Linked DNA regions of Homo sapiens: region 2 is linked to region 1. Evidence: chromatin contacts called from ENCODE Hi-C or POLR2A ChIA-PET data. All regions are on one chromosome and are shown on one strand. The core of a region is the stretch at or near the end of the contact, and the rest is flanking DNA. Distances in the headings are between cores, read along the strand shown.

Evidence for each region. Hi-C counts contacts between places; a loop is a spot of excess contacts on that map. ChIA-PET counts read pairs that join two places held with the same protein, here RNA polymerase II (POLR2A). Pooled maps may share reads with other maps.
Region 2: a map of esophagus muscularis mucosa shows a loop between it and region 1 (2.1-fold over the local background). The contact joins two enhancer-like sites. A Hi-C loop is called at or near these places in 2 of 168 maps with a recorded cell type or tissue (esophagus muscularis mucosa and left cardiac atrium) and 6 of 50 pooled maps. POLR2A ChIA-PET finds 5 or more read pairs at or near these places in 1 of 52 experiments (CD4-positive, alpha-beta T cell).

What each region holds. Positions count from the first base shown.
Region 1 is chr11:95,335,999-95,339,194 of GRCh38, forward strand. No RefSeq gene overlaps it. Among named protein-coding and RNA genes, the nearest start is that of SESN3, 110 kb to the left of the region's middle. RefSeq lists enhancers at 604-3,196, 1,765-2,492. Within about 2 kb of position 1,518, at least 31 of the 41 ENCODE cell types and tissues checked have a DNase peak (open chromatin) inside an H3K27ac peak, as active enhancers do.
Region 2 is chr11:95,511,515-95,514,839 of GRCh38, forward strand. It overlaps LOC105369440 (a long non-coding RNA gene), which reads right to left. Exons shown (of 3, transcript XR_001748336.2): 3 at 2,682-3,325. Among named protein-coding and RNA genes, the nearest start is that of FAM76B, 280 kb to the right of the region's middle. Within about 2 kb of position 1,302, at least 10 of the 41 ENCODE cell types and tissues checked have a DNase peak (open chromatin) inside an H3K27ac peak, as active enhancers do.

The sequences.
Region 1 (3,196 bases), core at 268-2,767:
AGCCTGTTTTGTCCCAAACCCTATGTGGAATGTGGTCACCCAGTTGGTTGACACCAGCTCCTGACAGACCCTGGCAAATTATAAATGAACCTGAGTGAACTTTCCTCATTACTATGCTAGAGTCCACCCCCCCACCAACCCCCTCAGGGGAGCTATAGCCTCATTACCATAACATGTGACCTATGTGCTGGTGTGATGACTCATTGCATCTGCACCACTGGTGGGACCCTTCCTCTACATGCGCTGACACTTCCTCTCTACTCTCCATTGCCCCGTAAAACCCTCCTGTCACTTTCCCTCAGGGAGACACTGCCTTGGAGAACACACCAGTGCTCTTCTTTTTTGTGACAAATAATAAAATGCTTATTGAGAAAAAACCTGTGTTCTCGTGGAGAGTTGTTACTTGCCAGGCAAATGAACCCCATTTTTTTCAGGTAATATAGTCAATCATGAATTTAGCAGTACCAGACCATAAACAAACTCTAACTACACCAACATCATTAATTCAAATTAGCTTTGGGGGAATGCTTGCGAAGAAAAGCATTTTCATGAATTTCCAATATGTAGGGTGATGAAAATGAAGCTAGAAGCACGTTACCAACTAGAGGTTCTTTGAGGGTCAGCTTTTAAGGAAAGATGACAATAATTTGTAAGTAGTATAAAAATGTTTACATGTAAATGGATGCTGCTATGGTTCTTACAATATGTTTCTTCAAGTAAGGTAAAAAATTTGGGCTGAGATTTTGTTTATTGTCCTCATTTACTTAGCAAACTTTTCTTCACAGATAGCATGAAGGTAACCTTCATCTCAGACAATGTCTGAAATCGCATATATTTTAAAATAATAGATTTCCTTTTCATAAGAATTGTTTCTATTAACCCTAGCCCAATAAGAAGAAAGGTATAGCAGTAGGAAGAAAAAAAAAATAATGCTTATTCTGGTATACGTAAAAATCATAATCTAAGTTGTCTGATGTTTCAAATTCTTTCAATTTGTCTTTACCACAGTGGATAAGTCAAAGTTAAGATCTAGAAGTCACTAGAATAAAATTATAAAGTTGAAAACATGACAGTACAGTTGCAAGGCTTCACTCCAGAAGCTTCATTTGAGTTACCGAGGGCAGTGGTGGTGGGAATCGTGTTCAGAAGGACATCCTTAAAGTTTCAGATCTTGCTGAAATAAAAATACCAGGCAGAGCTGGTTAACGGGTTAGCGTTCATCCCAGTGGCTCAAGTTCACCCTGATGATTAATTACAGTCTTGTTCGCCTGGTGTTAATAAGGCTTCCAAGAAGCCAGGCCCCTCCTCCCCACCAACCTCTGAAATTATTCTTCATTTTCAAGCACTGTGATAATCAACCAGAAAAAAATAATAGCGGCTCTGGAGACCTGCCCCAACCGGCTCTCTTGCTTGTTCTCTTTGAATCTTTTCTCTGGCCTCTTTACCTCACATGCTTCCCCTATGTGCAGTTTCTCTTTAGGCTGTAGAACACACACACACACACACACAAACACACACACACACACACACACACACACACACTCTCTCACGTAAACCCCTTCTTAGACTCCCTGAGAGCTTAGCAGAAAACAAGTCCTTGCTTGTGGGGAGCTTAGGAAGGCCAGCCCAGGAAAGCAAGGCTCCGGTGGCTGCTCGCCACGGGCTTTCTCTTTCGTATCCTGCCAGATGGTTTCCAACCCCCTTTCAGTTCCAGAACGGCCTAAAGCCCAGGGCGGGCAGGCTGCCTCCCCGGAGTGACATCTGTGTTTCTAGGAAGGCAGTCTTCTGGTTCTCTAAGACACTCTCTACTCTTCCTGCTTTGGCCTAAAAGCCTGCACTGGGGGAACCTTGCCTTTAGCTGAGGTGATAATCCTCTTTAAAATGCAAATCCCCCTGGGAGAGGGGACAAGTTGTAGCTCATACATCCTTTGCACTAGACAGGGAGCGAATTTCTGTAACCTGGGAGAGTACCAATTCACTTGGATCCTGTGGGCCCATAATATGGAGGGACTAAACTCTTAGCACAGGGTTGATAGGAATTCCAGTGATGATTGATGAAATGAATTGAGGTGCCCTGGAGAGAGGCCATGCAGGGTAGATCTGAGACTGTTCTAATACTCCTATGGTGGCTCTGGTCTGCCTAACTATTGTAGTATAGTAGCTGTTTTTACTAGACTGTCTTCCTACAGAATAGTAGGCAGAGATTGTGTTTGTCATGACTGTATTCTCAGTGCTGAGCGTGGTGTGTCTCAAACACAGTAGGCCCTTAAAGACTGTTTGAAGAACAAATGAAGGAATGAATGGTATGTCGGGTGAAGCCTCCTTCATCAAGAACAAATTCTAACAACTTCTCAGCATGTTTATCAAACCTGGCCACTCTGGAACAGTGACATTGGCTGTCACCTATGTCCAAACTTGCAGGGATTTCTGAATCTGCCTTTGCACAATAGGCACTGGGGCTCTTCACATCCCTCTGGGGGCTGTGCCAGGGCAGCTGCTTTCCCACCCAGCTCACTCCCCAGTTGAGTCTCTGCTTTTTTTTTTTTTTCCAAACCTTTCCACCTGGCTCAGAGCCAAGGAGGCCTCTAAGTCACACTCAGAATTTCCATGACAGTAAATAGACTAAACGAAGGCCTTTCCAGCCCCTGAAAGAGGCCTCTTCCAATTCCGCCCTGTCTGGCAGCATTTTTGTTCCCCCCATTTTGATACAGGCCTGTGGAAGGTCAATGACTCCTTTAAAAATAAGGAAAACATGGACAAGCGCCCAGTTCCTAACCTGCTGACAGTGCAGTTCTCTGCAGCCAGCCCACAGTTCTCTGCTGAAGCCTTCACAGTGATTTTTCACAAAGGTCTGCAATCTATTATGCTACAGTTGACTGCCACATTCAAATGTAAAAACAGATCCTTGGATCAACACCCTATAAAAAGCCAAGAAAAATGTGGTAGTGTTCTTTTCTGGCCGGAGCCAAGAACTTTCTGAGGGAGGAATCCTTTGCAAGCCAGCAGCTCTGTACCTGTGTGGTTTCACTGTAACTTGATCAATTCAGAATCCCGGCAAACTGTAGAGGTTGCAGGCATTAGCCCACCCATTGGGTTGAAAAGGATCTAAAGATGCTGAAGGGACTAATCACTAAATTATTTTCACCAACTCAGAGCTCTTGGAAAGATCCCTCGAGGTCTTTAATTTTATCCAGCT
Region 2 (3,325 bases), core at 52-2,551, 180 kb after region 1:
AGATGAGGTTAATGACTGGAAGGTTCTTTTACTCAGAAATGTATGATATCAACAAAGCTTGAAGTGATTGGACTCATCCTGGAATAGGTTACTTAAAAAAAAATTTCGTGATCATCCATGTCCTCTAAAATGCAGATCATAATAGCTGCCTTTGATGATTTTTATGAGAATTTAACGATAACATAAATGTATGAACTTGCCCAGCATAATACCTAGATCACAGAAAGAACTAAACTGTTATCAGTTCTTGCTCCTCTCCCTTGTCACCTGCGAAGTATGAGTGCTGGCTGAAATAACTCGATTGTCTTTTAAATTGAAGCATTTTATATCATCTCACCCCCACTCCTAGTAGCAGCTGAAGATCTCACATGCGCTTTGTATAGATTCTTACAGGGCGCTCTTCTAGGGATTTGAATGTTGGGGCTGCTGATTCCTTTTTGGTTATTGTAAGTTGTAGACTAAAGAAAATAGCTCACTCAATGGGTTTTGGTTATTGTAATTTCTTTCTTCTTCTTTATGATTATTATTAATATTACTATTATTTTGTCTCTACCACTTGAGCTCCAGTTAGGCAATGGAAGGAAATGCTCTCTCCAAATTTTGTGCAGTAAATGGATTTTGAAATCACTGGTTTTAGAAATTTCTTTTAATAGACTTCAATTAATTGCTTCATTTAGAAGGAGTTAGTAACCACTGAGTCCAAGTGATGAAAGAAGGAGCAATGATCTTGTGGTTCCAGAGGTAACTCCAGCCTGGAGGACACAGTGCTTAGCATCAGCTCATGAATCAAGAATGAACTCCATACTGTAACTAAGCCCAGAAACGTTATCCCGAGCCAGGGCTTAGTTGACACATGCTCTGGGCATCATTAGCTGGTTAGGTCTTGCAGAAATATGAGGATCATGGCCAGGCAGAGACCTTTCAAATGATTCATTTATTCCCAAAGCCATCTTTGGCTGAGGCTCCGCAGTGTAGGGAAGCAGTGTGATGGGTTAGGATGAGCGAAGCATAGGAATAGTGACCTCAACCTTACCCTTAGCTTTTGTTTCTTTAGGTGAATTACCTCATCTCTCTAAATCTTGGTTTCTTCATGTGAAAAAAGTGAGAAATAATATTTACCAGGTAGGACTGTGACAAAGATTGAATTTTAAAGTGCACAGCAGTGTGCTTAGCACATAGTAGATTCTCAGTATATATTAGTTGCTGCCCTGTTTACCCTGTACGTTTCTAGCTTTTCCTATAAGGAAACAAGACAATGATTACTAGACTAGCCAGGGCTGTCTGTGTAAACACTGAGGAGCCCAGGCGTTGTTTGGCTGGATCTCAGAAAAACTTGCACTGCTCACGACTGGTGACTCATGAAAATGATGGGCCTTGGAAGATAGGAGCACAAATTTAGAACTGGGAGAATTGTAAAGTGGATTAAAGCTATTTACAAAACAGTGGCATTGTGCAATCAATGATCTTTGAGTTTTAATTTCTGAACAAATACATAGGACCCAAAGTTTTGTTTAAGGCATTACGAAATCATAATTATTTTTCTTTGATCCCACAGAAATAGCAACTCTTTTCTTTTCTTTCTTTCTTTTTTTTTTAAGATTGAAGATTTTTCTTGACATTGAGGAGATGAGGAAAGAAAGCTTTCTCTGCATATTTAATTTACAGGGCATTTATCCCTTCTCTGGCTGATGACCTAAAACCAAACAAATCATTATAAAAACTAGAAGAAGGAAAAAAAAAAAGATAGCAGGTTTGTGAGAAAGGGTCTTTAAGCCTAGTTAGGGAAGACATCCAGAAGAGAATCGACTCAGACAAATACAAATACTAGAATTCGAAGGGCATAAGAACTGTGAGTGGCTGAACCATTTTCCCATCCCCTGCCAGGATGTCTGAGAGGAACTTTTCAAGATAAACAGGCCTAGTACCCCGAAGGGCATTTTTTGATGCTAATAGATTTCAAAGGCTGTTTTGAAGAGGTTGTGGGGCAGGACAGTACTCAGGCATATCCAAATTATTCTTTGCATTCTTAGCAAAGAAGTTGAGCAATTTTTTAAGTCAGTCTGCAGGAAGCTCAGAATGGGTATACTGATATATTTTAGAGGTTTTCAACTCACAATGCACTTTTCAGTTGCATGAAGAGTTCACCTACTGAGTTGATTCGAGAAGGAAAAAAGCCACATCCCCACTTACTCCCCATATTCCAAGTTGAAAACATGTCTCTTTTACTCACTTAACTCTGCAAATCTGAAAATCTGCTGCTGTGGATTAATTTGTTGGACTCAAGATTTTGCTCCCTGTGGAGATTCCAAATCTTGTCATGAGCCAGTTCACCATTTTTATTACAGTTTGCCTACTTTGAATGAGTATATTAAATTCTTACTTGACAGCCAGTTTTGATGACAGGCAAAAGATGGAAGAGAGAAGAGAATCCTTGCTCCACTGTGAGAAGGAACTTTCATGAAATGGAGAAATGCTGGCTATTCCCTTATGTAATGCATCATTTTATTGAGAGTCACCCTCAGTAAAGTCACCATTTTATTGAGAGTTCTATCCCCAGCCTTACTTTACACTTCAACTAGGATGTCTGATTTGAGTTACTAATAGAGAGGCACTGTAGGACAATGGTCAAGTCAGACCCTTTTGGATTCACATTCCAGGCTTATCTACTAGCTGTACCACCTTGAACAAGTTAATTGAATTTACTGAACCTCTGTTTCTTCATCTTTACAACAGGAATAGCAAAGGCTACCATATAGGATTATTGTGAGAATTTAATAAAACAATGTATGTCAGGTCTTTTGAGTAGTGCAAAAGACTTTTGGTACATAGCAAATACTCAAAAAATATTGACATCATCATCATTATTATCGTCATCACCATCATTATCATCTGGTCCCAGTAGGTATGAGCTGGGAGCAGAAATCATTTTTTACTGGTTAATCTATGACTTAGGTAATTTAAGTGTTTGTCACTAGCCTAGCCAGACTTAGTTCTGTTTCATCCTGAATCTTCACTTGTCCTTCCTGGAGCTATGAAAAATAAGCCACACATACTGCACCACCCTATTTGGCCTTGGGGATAGGATTAGACTAGTAGGAACACGTACACATTTCTATGATTTCTCCTGGATCTGAAACAGCTCCCTTAAGTCTCAGCCTTACTGAAGATCCTAAAGCTATAAAAAAGAAGCTATAAATAACCATAGAAATTTGTAGACAAATTTAGTTGGACCTAGACATCTGGAGTGGCCCTTCAAAGGTACTAACTATCCTACTTTTCTGTTTTAAAACTGTTGATGTGTAGGTCTCACGGGACAAAAAGACAA